Linked DNA regions of Homo sapiens: region 2 is linked to region 1. A link is a loop called in an ENCODE intact Hi-C map of the cell type or tissue named here. Cell type or tissue: heart left ventricle. All regions are shown on one strand.

The links. Hi-C counts contacts between places; a loop is a spot of excess contacts. Peaks named below come from ENCODE experiments on the same cell type or tissue, not always from the same donor. Only the 100,000 strongest peaks of a DNase experiment are listed, where the experiment ranks them.
Region 2: a loop joins it to region 1, with 2.2 times the contacts of the local background. A loop is called at or near these places in 21 of 110 quality-filtered maps.

Annotation. Positions count from the first base shown.
Region 1 is chr7:31,879,041-31,887,040 of GRCh38, reverse strand. It overlaps PDE1C (phosphodiesterase 1C), which reads left to right. Exons shown (of 18, transcript NM_001191057.4): 3 at 6,181-6,294; 4 at 7,863-8,000. Among named protein-coding and RNA genes, the nearest start is that of PDE1C, 190 kb to the left of the region's middle. In heart left ventricle, CTCF peaks have their summits at 4,765 and 5,683 (motif pointing left); a DNase peak (open chromatin) is centred at 4,690; H3K27ac peaks cover 5,060 bases.
Region 2 is chr7:32,150,728-32,158,727 of GRCh38, reverse strand. It overlaps a transcript of PDE1C not described here. Among named protein-coding and RNA genes, the nearest start is that of PDE1C, 84 kb to the right of the region's middle. In heart left ventricle, no CTCF peak of the experiment used is centred here; a DNase peak (open chromatin) is centred at 3,747; H3K27ac peaks cover 6,383 bases.

The DNA.
Region 1 (8,000 bases):
CTTTCTAAAATGCCAATCTCATCATTCTGTTCCTCCATTTTAACATTCTCCAGGGGTTCCCCATTATCTCCAGGAGAAAATTACATTTCTTTAGCTTGAGATTCTAAGTCTACTGTGGTGTAGTTCCTACCTTCTTCTGTTTTATCTTTTGACACGCCCCTGAATAGATCCGAATAGATCTATTCTGAAAAGATCCGAAAAGATCTATTCTGAAAAGATCCGAAAAGATCTATTCTGAAAAGATCCGAAAAGATCTATTCTGAATAGATCTGAATAGATCACTGCCTTCAGTCTGCTCTCTCCATGCAGAGTCTGCCGTTTCCCTATCCCATCCTCTGTGCCTGGCTGACCCCTACGTGGCCTTCAAAATGGCTCTGGTCAACTCCACTGGGGAGGGCTTTGTTATTAGAAGATTCCTCTCCTCTGTGCTTTCTTAGCCCCCATCACACCTCTGCCATTTCGCTTACAGTACTGCATTGTGGGTGCTGGTTAGCTTTCTGTCTTCCCTACCTGAGAGAAGGCACTGCATTTCCCCACTTTGTATTCCTAGAGCCTATCTCTCCCAGTGCCTGCACACAAAAGACACCCAATGTTGAATGTTTTTCAAGTGTGGCCATCTTAATCAGCTGTCATTAATTATAGAAACAAACAATGGCCAGAAAAATGCTTGGGTGACATCATTGGATGGCATTAAAGCATAAGACTAAAAGTCATGTTGGGGCATCCCATTTGGAAGAGTTGTTTTAAGTTATTTCCTATGGCATTTAGGTAAGTGGCAGAGGACAGGAGTGACATGGAGGAGGCAGGTGTATGAAAAGGACACAGAGATGAGTATGCTGTTCGAATACATGGGTGTGATGAACTGAAATGAAGTTTTTTTAATTCAAATGAGTTTTTAGGGCTCATGATCCATTGGGACATGTAGAGAAAGTACTGTAAAAGATCCAGTTCTCTCTCATATCCTTTCAAACAAAACAAAGCCTTTCTGAGACAGCAGTACTTGTTGGTTACACTGGCATTTTAGGAGCTGCCCCCCCATCCTCAGAGGGAATAACCTTGGGCAGAATAGACAAACATGAGAAAGTATGTTTCCATAGCTTCTTTTTATAGTTCATTTTTATTTGTGCAAAAGAATGAAATTCTAGTAGGGTCTAATGCTCAACAAATGTATATGTTTTCAAGGCATAGGGTTATAGGGCTTTCTGCGACCTCACTGGGGTGGGGAATAATGCCTAGTCCAGTATAAGGCAGTTTTCTAAATTATAAAGTTGAACCAATAAGTTGCTTTTTAATGAAGCTCACTCCATTGGTCCTAGGAATTATCTTTGTGGAAAAAAAAGAAATATCTCTCCTCCCTAACATCCTTTTAAATTACAAAATACAGTGCTCTGGCCTTTCCTCACATAGTTCCCCTCTTCCAACACCTTTGTGCATCCCACATGTTGATTGGTGTGGGGTCAGGGGAAGTCAGCATCCAGGGCTCGCTCTGGATCTGAGGGCACAGGGAACTGAAGAGATTCAGTATCTCATCATATGCCTTGCAGGTAAGAAGCATACAGAAAGCAAACAGTTTACGCCAAGAAATGCAAGAGTCATGAAAAGATGCAATGGCTCATCCACAATGAAATTGCACACTGTCTTAACTGAAAGGCATCTTGCCAAAGTTGGAAGGCATAAGCACTTCCTAAAATGGTGTTGCACTTCTATACTGGAACTATTATCTGGCAGCTGCAGTGACAGAAATGGATGGAGTGCTGGAAACTATGAACATTCATTCTCTCAGAAGAGAAATCTTATTAATATTATTATTATTTGTATATTTTCCTACTTCTTTATCTTCCTTCCTTGTAAATTTATTTCAAATGCTCATGAAATAAATTCCCCTTAGGTGTCCAGACCAAAAATTCCCCTGGGTAGTATTAAAACACCAGATCTCCATCTTTCCCAAAATATAGGCTGCAGCATACCATGGGACCTGGCCTCTGAGGACATTTGCCTTTTAGATGGAATGGATTCACATGAAAAGCATCTAGACAACTTTACTAGGAAAACAAAGAAGAGCAGTTGAGCCCTCTGGCCTCAGCTAGTCTTTTCCAGTTGAACAAAAATACTTTATGACATGGGTATGAAAGATCCTGGCTAATTTTCAGACAACCCTTCTTAAGATAGATTAAGATCTAAGGAATACCTTCACTATAATGACAAATAGAGAGGGGTCCTTATTCTCATGAACTTAAATTGGCCAATGATAAAAGAGCTAATTTGAAACTCTTTTGCCCAAAGAATAGCCATTTCACCAAGAGGTAGGTAGGATATGGCAGGGCAGGGCTGGATATTCCAAATGGAATGGATAAAGAGCTAGAGAAAGGTGGGCTGAGGGGCCTATGGAGCATAAGCACCTGAACACTATGCTAAAGCTCAACAGAATTTGAAAGGGGCATCTGGAATCACTAGGCTTTGTGTGGCAGCTACATAAAGCAGAAAGTTGGCAGCTGCAGCTTGTATCTGACATGGGTGACACCCAAACAGGAGATGGGTATATACAAAGCTGGTCACCACTTAACTCTTTTTAACAATAAGTTCTTGTAGTCTTTCTATTGTCATGTTTTTTTCTTTTTAAAGAAACTTCTTATTGTGTTGATTTGGGCTTTTACCTTTGTTTCAGAGATCTATGGGTTTTTTTTGAATTGTATTGAACACACAGCAGATGCTCCCTAAAATTCACTTCTGTTTCCATTAGTGATTTTTTTTTTCAAAAGTGAATCCTTTCACATTTTGAATGCTGTATTTTCTTCTGTCTTTATTGCTGCATCTCTTCATGAATTTTTTTTCTGTTTCATCATCCTTGAGTAAAGAAAGGTGAATGTCAGCTGGGTGTTCTTCCATAAACAGAGTGACGGGTTGTTCTAGGTTCCCTCACTGTCTGCCAGGAAGTTGATTGAATCTTCTGCTCATCTCATAAGCTGGAAAGACAGGGTTACATATAAATTTCTAGTGCCTCCCACGCATCCAAAAGGTGCATTATTTCTGTGTCATTTCCTCTCTGGATCTGTTGAAACCACTTGGCTAGGGTTTTGCTTTCTATTTACAGCTTCCTGTTGGGTCAGAACTTCACACTGAATGCATAAATGTGACTGCCTAATGTCTGCCTGGCACCACTGGTGACTACATCAGGGAGAAGCCTCTGAATGGCTGATTTTCTGCTAATTGTGGCACAAAGCCTGGGTCTCCCTGATGGAGCCGATTTCAGTGCTACTCATTGGAACAGCTGAGTGAGATTCTAAGTGAAGCTTTCCCTGAAGGCCCCACTCCTCTTCTGGCCCTGGGGTCCCAGCCCCCTGATCACAAGGTGATATGAGGCCCCTTCATGACTTGATTCTCTCAATACTGTGCTTTCCCAGGAGTGGGAATTGTTAAAAATTAGTGGCTATACATCCATAGTCCATATAATGTCCTTAATAATTCCAATTATTTTTCAACTGATGAGAATTAGCTTTTAGTTTGTAAAAGTGGGAGAGGAAGTGTTTGTATGAGAAATAGGAGATTGTCCTAGTAAAAGGAGACGTGTCAGCTCATTTTCATGTTTAGTTGTCCTTGTATTATCAGCATTTTATTTTATCTGTCTCTTCTTTCCAGAATCTTTTTAAATTACTTGTCCATTTGGTACAGTTTGAGTTAGTTAAATCTAGGTCATGAATCAACAATCCATTTAACTGGAGACTCACGAATTCACTCCCTTGGAAGACCACTGTGCTTAAAGTTTTTGTTTTTGTTTTGTTTTCTGGAAAGGATATGAATGATAAATTTTGAAGTTGTTGACACCTGAGAATGTATTTATTGGCTTCTTATGTACTTGGTAACTCTGTAGATGTAGATATAAATGTCTTGAAGTTTCCCATATTATTCTCAAAAATTGGTACTGTTATTAAATTGCTTTTTGATGTTTGACATGATAGAAGTAGATGGCCAGGACAATTTTTTGTTACTTTGTAAGTATTATATTTCATTTTCTCAAAGATTTTCAAGTTTGTTTCTTTATTCTTTGAAATCAAAAATTACAGTAGCATACATTTGATGTTTTCATTTACTTTTAAAAAATTGTATTTGATCCCTTTTCATCTGCTTATACAGGTTTTACTTTAGCCTAGGAAAACTTATTCAATTAAAGCTGCTTCTGTTGTTTATTTCCTAGGGAAGTTCTATTATAGGTAGATAGGATCTTCTGGCTTTTACTTCTATTACTCTTATAATTTTTCTCATCATTTTCTTGGTTTTTGTCATTTCCTCTTAGGTTCTAGAATTGAGATGGATTCTACTAGAGTTACATGTCAGTTCCTGATAGAACCTGTAAGCCCCAAATGGAGAGAGGCATTTTTAAGAAGTTTAATTTTACTCTTATGTTTGAGAGTAAACTTTAAAAAGTCTAATTTTACTTTCATTTTTGAGACTAAACTTTGAAAAGTTTAATTTTACTCTCATTTTTTCGTTTGGGAGTCCAAACAGCCTAGGGGATAGCTGGGCACCTTGAGGTGAGAATCAGAACTGGAGGCAGACTTAGCCAGGAATGTGTTTTGCTAAAGAGCTTCCAATCCTTATTTGGAGCAGCAGTCAGAGCTCCCTGCTGCTGTCTCCCCATTCTTTGGCAGGCTGGCTATCCTTCTGTGTGAGTGACTGGCATGCCCTTCCCTGCCAACTCCCTGTCTCGTGCTGCCTCTGAAATTCAGAACTCTTCCCAGTGCTGCTAATGGCATTGCCAAGGCTGACCTTCACCTCCAAGCCTGCAGGGGCCTCTGCTGATTTCCTTTGCATATTTCCGTTTGATATATTGCAGATTCGTAATTCAGGTAGATACTACCTGAATCTAATGTTATTTGTATTTTATATCATTGAAACTCCTGGAAATTATTTTATGGTTGACCCTCTTGCTTACTTTTTAAGGTTGATCCAAGATTTTTTCTCATTCTTTATTGTGGGTCATTTTCATGCAAATCAGGAAGGGAGTAGTCTATACCTTGCCATGAAGGCAACCTATTTGAGGATATTTTGATGTCAGGAAGGTGAGAACAGATTGCGTATACCAACGGGAAGTGGAGATTTGACAATCATTTTAAATATCTTGCTAGAATTTTTCTCATTTGGTTATCTGTGGTGATCAAAGTCATTGAATAATGACAATAGCTATAACGATTGCCTTTTCAAAGAACAACCGAGTCACATACTCTATATCAATTTCATTTAATCTTTAGGTCAACTTTAGAAATTTCATACTTTGCTCTTCATTAAGATAACACTCAAAGATGTTACATAACTTACCTAGGGTTGCACAGCTAATAAGTTATGAAGTGAGCTTCAAACCCCAGTTCGTCTTCAAAGTCTCTACTCTTTTCATTGCTGGTTATCAAACAGCCTGAAGAGTTGCCCAATCTCCAAATCTCTGTGGTATTTACAGTATTCTCAGTTACCGCATGTTGATCATCTGTAGTCATTTTATTGTTCTCATGAATACTAAGTCCTCTGTGCAGATAATGTTCATATAAATAACAGAAAAAACATGTTTTATTGCTTCTCTTGTATAGTCTGGAATTCCTCGGTTTAAAATCAATCCTCATATTTTCTTTTCTTTTTTAACTAGGGTATTTATCTCCTCTCAGAGTGATTTTTTCTGTCCAGTAAAACAATTTACTTTCATCTATTCCTTCTGTAGCCCTCTTGTGGTTCTCAGTGGTTTATATGTTTTCATCTGTCTTGGGACATGCCTGGGTCATGGGGCTGCCATTATCTGGGGCCACTGCTGGACCAAGTGCCTTCAACAGAGCAGAATCTCAAGAGGTATTTGGTGATTTTGCTGCTGGTCAGGCTTTACTACATCCACATAGAACAAAAAAGATGAAAATTTGAGAAAAAGCAAAATCATTGATAATTTAGGATTCATAAAGATAAAAGCTAGCTAGAAAGTATGGTCAGTGCCTGGTTGGAGAGAAATTTTTTCTTCTTACTTCACAATGGCAAAAATGTATACATTTATTTTATTACCTGCTCCTTTGGTCCCATAATTATTTTCCTTTCAGATGTATCAGAATAAGTGAGAATATTCGATGACTGTAAAATGTATCACCATAGTTGTAGGATTATTCTTTGTTTCCTCTATTCTAATGAAATTATGTCTTTTTATTTTTCTAGATTACGGTCTTTGGTCAAACAATTAGAGAGAGGGGAAGCTTCAGTGGTAGATCTTAAGAAGAATTTGGAATATGCAGCCACAGTGCTTGAATCTGTGTATATTGATGAAACAAGGTAAGCTAAAAATAACAAAAGAGATTAGTATAGTGATAGTAAATTTTCTCTTAAATGGCTTTTCTGAAATTGTCCCCCATGCCAGGAATGGGGTGACATTCAAATTACTCATCTTTGAGTTTTAGTTTCCACAAACAAAGAGGATAGATTTGGACAAGTCACTTACTCTCTGTACCGCCTCATCTATAAAAGGAGCTAATAGAACAAATCTCATATGGCCGCCATGACAAGGAAGTGAGATCATGAAAGAGGAGAAAAACGAATTTTTAAAAATCCACTAAGATTTTAAAAATCAGATATAGAGCTCCATTGTAATTATTGTATGTTTTTAGTGTTAGTCTAAAAATTGAGTTTATGTTTTAATTCATAATGTCCATTAGTAAATGGAGGCTCCTGAAGTGATCGAGAAGCATGTGTTCTCTTAAGCACCCAGCATTCCCTCTTCAGTCTTACGTATGTCGCTGATTTACTTAGCAGGTTTATTCCACTTGAATTATCTAAACGTATTAAAGCGGTTTCAGTTACTACATACGTTTGAAAGTTATAAAATTGCATTTCTTTTGAAAAATGTTGAAATGTTGAATACGAAAGGTGTGGTTTTTTTTCCCCCTAATTTAGACAGGCTTCTCTGTCAGTATTTGTGATGTCTTTTATTTGCCAAATTCCAATCTGAAAGTATTTCACAGTAATCTAAGATTTGTATGGTTTACTATTATTATTATTTTGCTGACACACTTGGTTTCTAATTTAAGGAAATTCGATATCATAGCTTTTTTCCAAATGTTATGTTTCCTCCGCTTACCTCCACCCCAATTGGTAAGTCTAAAGGAAAAAAAAAATCCAAACACCTTTACATTGGCAGCTACTTTTACTGATGATTTTTAGTTGGGTTTACTGTAAATATGACATGCTATTTTAGGTTTTATTTTAACATTGCTCTTTGTGTTCGATTCTAGTGGTCTGACCTATGAACAAGTTTGAAAAATCAGCAAAACACAGCTATTAGATGATTAAATCATTGTGCGCAAATAAAGAACTGCATTATTTTGAAAATTTTCCTTGAATTTAGACATTTAAATTTTGGTAGCAACCTGGAAAGAATCTTAATTGTCATCACTTAGGATCACTACTTCAGAGGACTGGGTTGCTGTGATTTGGTAAATACTTTGCAAAGTCTCTTAAGTATCCATTTATATTTTTAAACAAAATAACGTCACATGGTCCATCTATGAAATAATACAAGGCTCCCTGTGAAGGCATTTTTAAATAGAAGGTTTAAATTTCACTCAAATGCCACAGAGTGCTTCTGGGTACAATGGACCAGTTCCTTTGTCCAGTCTGGTAGAGAGAACCATCCTGAAATATCAGTGGAAGCCAAGACCATCGCGAAACACACATGGCGAGCTTACATAAGCCTTACCAAAAAGGCACTGTATTTTTTGTGGCCAATTTAATTTGGTTTCTTTGCACCTAACATGCAGGTGAGGCAGAGAGGAGCAGCTGCTTTGAACAGAGAGCTCCAACTTCAGATTTAATCTCAGTGTGCTGATTCTGTTTCTTGTGTTCAGGAGACTCCTGGATACAGAGGATGAGCTCAGTGACATTCAGTCAGATGCTGTGCCTTCTGAGGTCCGAGACTGGCTGGCCTCCACCTTCACGCGGCAGATGGGGATGATGCTCAGGAGGAGCGACGAGAAGCCCCGGTT
Region 2 (8,000 bases), 270 kb before region 1:
TTCCATGCCTTGGTCTCCTGCACACGTAGCATCGAAATGAAGGTTTCCTGGCCTGTGACAGAGATGAAATAATGGAGCTGGAGAACAGTGCAGTGATTAAACACTGGGTGTTCTGCGGTGCCTGGAGGAAGTACGTGGACAATTTTGGGAAGAAACTTGTGAAAATATGCTTTCCCACATGGTTGGAACAAAGACCATTTTTTAAATTACATCCTTCTAAATGCTGTAGTAGCTAATGGTCATTGACTAAACAGCCCTACAACTGTATCCTAGCTGCAGATCCCCATTTATTGATTACTGTTAAGTGCAGCCAGAAGTGAATTTGCTAGGTCCAATTTCCTCCTAACCCTGGAAGTCAGCTCAGTTATGGGAGCATTGTTATTTGTACAGGAGCTACAGACATGCTTGTCCTCATTTAGAAGGGGAAATAACTCTGGCTCGGGCAACGAGGCTCAAGTACTTGAGGCGGGCATATCATAAACTGCCTGAGAGCGTGACTCATGAACTCTGCAAAGTCAGAAATAGGAATATGTCAAAGAGTAAACATGGTCTAGGGATCCAAAATTTTAAACTTTCATTGGTTTAACATTCTCATTCTTTGAAAATGGCCCCGGTTTTGAATAAGAAAACTGTGTGTGAAGGGGACCTGTGTTATAATTGTATAATTACATGTTTGTGCAACGTTCTGCTAATTATTTTAAGTTCATCTACTCAAATCAGGGTTGAGTTTCCTTAGTTGTTAAATTTCCCCGGATAGCACTCAATCTGGCTGTAGTGTATAACTCTAAGCCAACTTACAGGTACTTGTATTTAAGAAATGCTTTTGCATTTGTTTTTTAAAATAATATTTTGACAATATTTAAACTTATAGAACAATTGCAAGACTAATAAAATGAGCTACATTATCTTCCATGTAAGTCACCTTTTAGCCTTTTGCTACATTCGCTTTAGGTTTATCATCTATCTATCCATTTTTCCCCCCAAATCTTTTAATCCTAAATTGTAGACATCATGACCTTTCAGCTTTAGCTTGTATCTCTTAAGAATAAGGTCATTTCCTTACAGTAAAGTTGCCATAGTCAGGAAACTTAATCTTGATATTACACTATTATCTAATATACAGTCTGTGTTCAAATTTCACCAAATGTCCCAATAATGTCTTTAACAGCCATATTTTTTGGCTGGCTCCACTCTGGAAGCACACATCACCTTTAGTTGTCATGGTTCTTTAGGTTCCCGTATTTTATTTTTTTTGTATTTTATTGACATAGTTGTACATATTTTTGGGGTACATGTGATATTTTGATACAGGTATACAATGTACAATGATCAAATCAGGGTAACGGGGATGTCCATCACCTCAAACAATTATCTTTGTTTTGGGAACTCTATGGTTCTCCTCTAGTTATTTTGAAATATACAATATGTTATTGTTAATTATAATTTCCCTATTGTACTATCGAATACTAGAACTTATTCCTTCTAACTGTATTTGAAATAGGGAGGGGGGTTGAAGAGAAGTTGGTTAATGAGTACAAAAAGATAGTCTCTTTTAACTGAAACAGTTTTTCAGCCTTTCTTGCCTTTCATGACACTGACATTTTGAAGCAAACAGGCCATGTGTTTTGTTGTGCAGAATGTTCCTCAATTTGGTTTTTCTGATCGTTGCCTCTAGAGTCCTCAGGTCATCCATTTGACAGGGATACTACATAAGTGACACTGAGTCCTTCTCGGCACAGCAATGAGGAAGGAGATTTATCCTATTATGGGTGACGTTGACTTTGATCACTGGTTAAAGTTGTTTCTCACAATTTGTCCACTGTCAGGGTACCTTTGTCACAATCAATGGGTACCTTAACTGTGATTAAATCACCTTTGGGGAGACACTTTGAGACTCTGTAAATAACCTTTTTCCCAACAAACTTGCAGTGGTTCTAGCATCACTTAATGGCACTTGGCTGAATCAATGGTATTTTCTAACCCTATCACTTCTTTTCTATGTATTGGATGATATTTGACTGTAAATAAGAGCTTTCCCTTTCTCTCCCTTTCTACATTTTAGTATCAGTGTAGACTCTGGACTCTTCTTTCATCCAGTGTTTTATAAGCCATTGTATTTTCACCCTACCTGGAGTCCAGGCAGTTGCTTGTGAGAGAAAGGTCACAAAGGCCCAGCAGAGGCGAGGTGGGGTGGTCCATCAACCCTAGAGGGAGAGACATCAACCCTAAAGGGTAGAAATGAACTTCGACTTAGAATATGAAGATGTGTGTCAGCAGATCCAGGTCTAATTCCCTGTCCTGCTGGTGATGTGAATGGCCAACGGGGGCTCTTGTGGAGTCCCCTAATCTGATAGAAAACACTCATAAGTGGGAGCTGAACAATGAGAACACATGAACACAGGGAGGGGAGCAACACACATTGGGGCCTGTTGTGGGGGTAGAGAGAGGGAGAGCATGAGGATAAATAGTTAATGCATGTGAGGCTTAATACCTAGGTGATGGGTTGATAGGTGCAGCAAACCACCATGGCACACATTTACCTATGTAACAAATATTCATGTCCTGCACATGAATCCCAGAACTTAAAATAAGTAAAAATAAAATAAAATGAAAAGAAAACAATGTCTTTTATCTGGCCTTACTGATGCCATTGGAAGTATAGGAAATTGCAGAGTAGAGAGAAACTCATGGAATGGGTTGGGGGAGGCAGTTACTTAGCCAGAGAAAGGAGTTTGGGTGAATCATCCCAGTCTTCTCACATGGCCGTTTCTGCCCAGTTGTGCTGCTCCCTGCTCCTGCTGACCCATGACCCATGGCTGTGCCAGACACCATTGTTACAGAGCGTTCTGTTTGTCTTAATGATGGGTGTAGTGGGAACACTGAGCTCTGGTTTAATCCCAGTTACACCCCTTGCCTGCTGTCTGACCTTGAGCACACCATTTAAGCTGAGCCTCAGTTTCTTCATCTGTTTAACAGGATTAGATGTTCTTTCCCTCAGGGGCTACCTGTGAGGAGTCCAGGAGGCATGCATGCGGTGAGCATGGTGTCTGGAAGCAGCTGATGCTTTATAATTTGCAAGTGATATGATTCAGTGTCAGCATCCTGCTCAATGCTTGGAAGGTGCACTGTGAGCTCTGGGCTGTGTTGTGTGGAGGAATTAACCTTTTCTGGGTTAATCAGCCACGTTCACTGGGCCATCAGCACTGAGCAACCACTCTGCCACCTGGGACCTTTGAGGTGGTTTCTCTCTTTCCTTTCTAGAGTTTTCCTCTTATCCCTAATCCAGTCACATTTTGTATGATGACAATAATAGCTAACCTGACTAGAGATTGTGTGTTAAGCATTTTTCTACAAGCTCTATGTGTTAAGCCGTTGAATCCTTATAACAACCCTGTGAGACAGGTGTTTTTATTACTTTCATTTCACAGATGGAGAAACTGAGGTAAAAAGACATGAACATATTCAAGATCCTACTATCAGTTGGTAGATCTGGGATTCAAAGCCAGACAGTTTGGCTCCAGAACCCACAGTTAACCACTGGGCCACACGGCCTCCCTGGTCCAGCAATGAGGCAGAAGGTCTGTGTTCTCTGGTTTTGATGCTGCTGTGGATTTGCCTTTCAGTGAGGTCTCTGCTTCCTGCCTGCCTCTGCACCCTGATCCAATGCCGGTGCCACACCAGCCTGCTCATTTCCTGCCATTTCCTCATGCCTGGTGTGGACTCTCACTGCAGCACTGGCTGGCCAGCCACCTTGGCCTTACTCCCTGCCTGCCTGGGCCTCCTGCCATAGATTGCTCAGTCTAAGAATACAACTTTAGCTGCTGGGCTGGAGAACTAGGAAGCCCTTCTTCAGACTTACTGCCCACCTGGCTGTGGGCTCATGTCTGCCACACATTTGCCTCCGAAGACCTCTCCTGTGAGCAAGTCACCAGCAACACCTGTGGTCTCACCAGAGCCCTTTCTCTGCTGTGACCACAGTGGTGCCCACTGTATGGTATGGGGTGGTAGGGAAGGTAGGTTAGCACTAGAGCTTGGAGTCAGACAAAGCTGAGATTCCATCGTGACTCTGTAACTTACCACCTTGGGGAAGTTACTCAGCTTTTCTTGGACTCAGTTTTCTTTTCTGCAAAATGGAAACAATAATGATGGGAGGATGGAATGAGAAAATGTATGTAAAAATACTAGGCATAAAAACTCCTGAAACCTGAGTGAGGTTGTAGTTTAGGTAATTCTGTTATGTCCACATCAATTTCCTGGTTTGGATAATGTACTAGAGTCTTGTAAAATATTATCACTGGGTGAGCTGGATAATGCGTACCTGGGACCTCTCTGTACCATTTTTGCAGCTTCTTGTGTGTCTATAATCATTTAAATAAAAGGTTAAAAAAGGCATTTAGTGTAGTGCCTAATCTCCATTAATTATACTTATTTATTTATTTAACTTTAAATTTTTAAATTTTTAAACTTTTGAGGCATAGTCTCGCTCTGTCACCCAGGGTGGAGTGCAGTGGTGCAATCACAGCTCACTGCAGCCTCAACCTCCCAGGCTCAGGTGATCCTCCTACCTCAGCCTCCCAGTTAGCTGGGACCACAGGTGCAAGTGACTACACCTGGCTAATTTTTAAAAAATATTTTTTGTACAGGCAGGGTTTCATCATGTTGCCCAGGCTGGCGTCAAACTCCTGGGCTCAAGCAATCCACCTGCACTGGACTCCCAAAATACTGGAATGAAGGGCATAAGCCATTGCGCCTGGCCGTACTTTTTTAAAAATTATAAAATATCACTAGGAATTCTGTTATTTGGCTCAAGCTCAACCTTTTGATGTGTGTGTTGTGGGGGGAAAGAGAGAGAAAAAGGCAGAGAGAGAGGAATCCACCTAAAATAAGGCGACCAAACAAATTCTAAAATCATTTCCCTATTCTAACACATTGAACAACATCAATGGCAACACCAGCAGCCACCAGTCACTTTTTTTCTTGCTGAAATAATTTTATCTTCTCCCACTTGAAAATCTTGCCTTTGACTACACTACGTGGGCTCTATCCTGTTCAGATTTCTGATTGACATTCTATTTCACTGATTCTTAACTCAGGCTGCATAGTAGACTTATGAGCTATCAAACCAGCCTCGCTGGGTGGGACCAGGAAGTGCATGTTTAAAACTTCTTTGGGTCCCATTCTGCTGCCATGCAGCAGGGCTGAGAACCCCCACTCTGCTTGTTCCAGGCTCCCCCTTGACCTTCTCTTGTTTTCCTTCATTCTTCTCCATCCACACTGCCTTGACGGGTGCTGCCTCTGTAGGTCACCGTTTCTTTCATGACCATTAAGGCCCATCTTAGCTGTAGTCACCAGATAAAGATTTTGCTCCCTTCTCTTCACAGGTTTATAGCATTTATCTGGAATGGGCATCTAAAGATTTGGAATGATCACAGAATGAGCTTTCCCACCCCACGAGATGCCATATGTCCATGCCATTTTAGATAACTGAAGTGTCACCAAATGTCCCTTATGTTGTCTTTTTCCAAAAGCCAATTCAACAGAATGCAGGCAAATTGCATGTATTCTTTTGGGAACGTGATCTGTAGAAGCTTTCAAAAGCCTGCTGGGCACTGGCTATTTTTACTACTATTTCAGTGGCTGCCGCGTTTCCCTCTGGATAGGCTGACTTTGAGACATTGCCTCAGTTTCTTAGTCCCTCCTTTCTTAATATTTTCCAAAGTGAAATTTTGCCATAAAAATAATATGCATGCCCTGTAGACTGCTGATAAATGATGAGAGATAAAATGTCCTGAATATGATCCTCATGATCATTTTGGCTTTCTGAAGTCTTAATATCTATGCCTTATTCTCATAGTTATAATTATAGTGTGGCTACAGTTTTTTTGTCCTAATTTTTTCATGGATCATTTTACCTTAGTCATTTTGCCATGTTGCCACGTAGCATGTATGTGCCTGAATGTGATGAGTGAGCATTTATTTACCCACATCACTATTGCTGGACATTTAGATTCTTCTCAGATTTTCACTCTTTAAAGGAATGCTATGATATAAGTCCATATCCATCTAGGTAATTTAAACTGCATCGTAGGGGCAGATAACTAGAATAGAAACACTGGGTCGAAGGGCATCTCCACTTGATAATCCTCATTAAAAGAGGGGCCCTGAGTAGCCCTTTTCATGGGGCTTCTTCCAGCAATTCCCATCAGCCTGGAACCCTTAGGTTTCATGCAACTGGGATCATTTGTCACAGCTTTGAAGTGACTACTTAAAATTATTACTTCCAAGGTAGCCTGCCCTTTTGTTAAAGCCAGAGGATGCCTATGCTGTTTTGGTGCCTTTCGCTGACACACTGCTCATGTGAGGACTGTAGTCACTGTCTTTTCTGCTCCTGGCAGGGATCCATAGCTTCCCTCTTTTATGCCCTAGCAAAGTGGGTTCAGAAAAATTATATGCCACGCCCAAGGACACACAACTGAACAGCAGCAGAGCGGAGGGTGAAACCTGCATCATTTTGACCTCCAAGCCTTTGTGCTTTCCACTCCACTCCATGACCTACCTGGAAACAGGAGCACAGAGAATGGAGTCATGCCCTACTCCAGAGCAAGGAGATGGGGTACAAGAGTGGAGAAAGCATGTGCCCAGGAAAGACTTCATGGAGGTTGTTGCCCTCAAGGAACCTAGAATATGGTGAGAGAAATAGAGAAGTAAATCAATGATTCTGCATAGTGAAGTAGCATTTGTTTACACTTATTAAAATAAAAATGTCATCATAGGAATAAACAGAAGAACATTTAAAAACAGCTTTATTAAGATATAAATGACGTAGAAAAAACTGTACATGTTCAAATATTCAACTGGCTAAGTGTGACATTTGAGCCTGTGAACCCATCACCATAATCAACATAATGAACCATTACCCTCAAAAATTTCTTCGTTCTCTGTTGTAACTCCTTCTTCCTGCCTCTTCATGCTATCCCCAGTCTGTCCCAGGCAGCCATTGATTTGCTTTCTGTTGCTATTGATTATATAGATTAGTTTGCATTTTCTAGATTTGTATATAAATGGAATTATGCAGTATGTATTCTGTTTTCAAATCTGGTGTCTTTTACTTAGTATAACTACTTAAAAAGCCATCTATGTTGTTGCATGTATGATCATTTCTTTTTGTTGCTGAGTAGTATTCTGTTGTATGGATATACCATGATTTATTTATCCATTCAGCTGTTGGTGGACATTAGCATTTGCCAGTTTCTGTAATATAAATATTCCCACCATTTCGAATTTCAAATTTCCAAAATAGATTCACAGAATGGAGTTGGGAAGAGATGCACACAATTAACTCTCAGGAACTGTAAGAGACAATCTGCTTCATAAAGGCTAGGAAATTAGTTCTGGGCAATAAATAACTATGGAGTGAAGGGAATTGAAGTATTTCATGGGAACAGTTGGTAAGTGGAATATCTTTGTCTTGGGGAGTCCTTTATCATTCTGTTTGTGGGGGTGGGGCTGGTTCTAACTTAAAAATAGCTGGTTTGGGGACTTTGCACATGTGATTGCTAAGAAACACTATTGTGTTTACAGAGACCGTTTGGTTTGAAAGAAGGTTTATTGCTTAGGAAATAAATACTGATTATTGGCCAGAGTAAGTAATGTTTTTAGGATTTCTTACAGATACGATTCTTTGAAGAATAGGGACCTCATCTGGGAAAACATTTTGTTTTTGAGTCCCCAGAGACCTAGGTTTGAATGGGGACTTTGTCATATAGAACTCATGCAAGCTGCTTCCTCCTCTCAGCATTAGTTCTCAGGTATAGAACAGAAATACTCAGAGTTACATTGCATGGTTTTTGTAAGCATTAAAAAAAGATACTGTACTTAAAGCTCAGCATGGAGCTAGGCCCCTGCTGGTGGACTACAATGGTTGCCCCTAGTACTAGGAAGCATTCAACCAATATTTGCAAATGAACGAAGACCTAACCCTTATGTGGTTCTTAGTATGG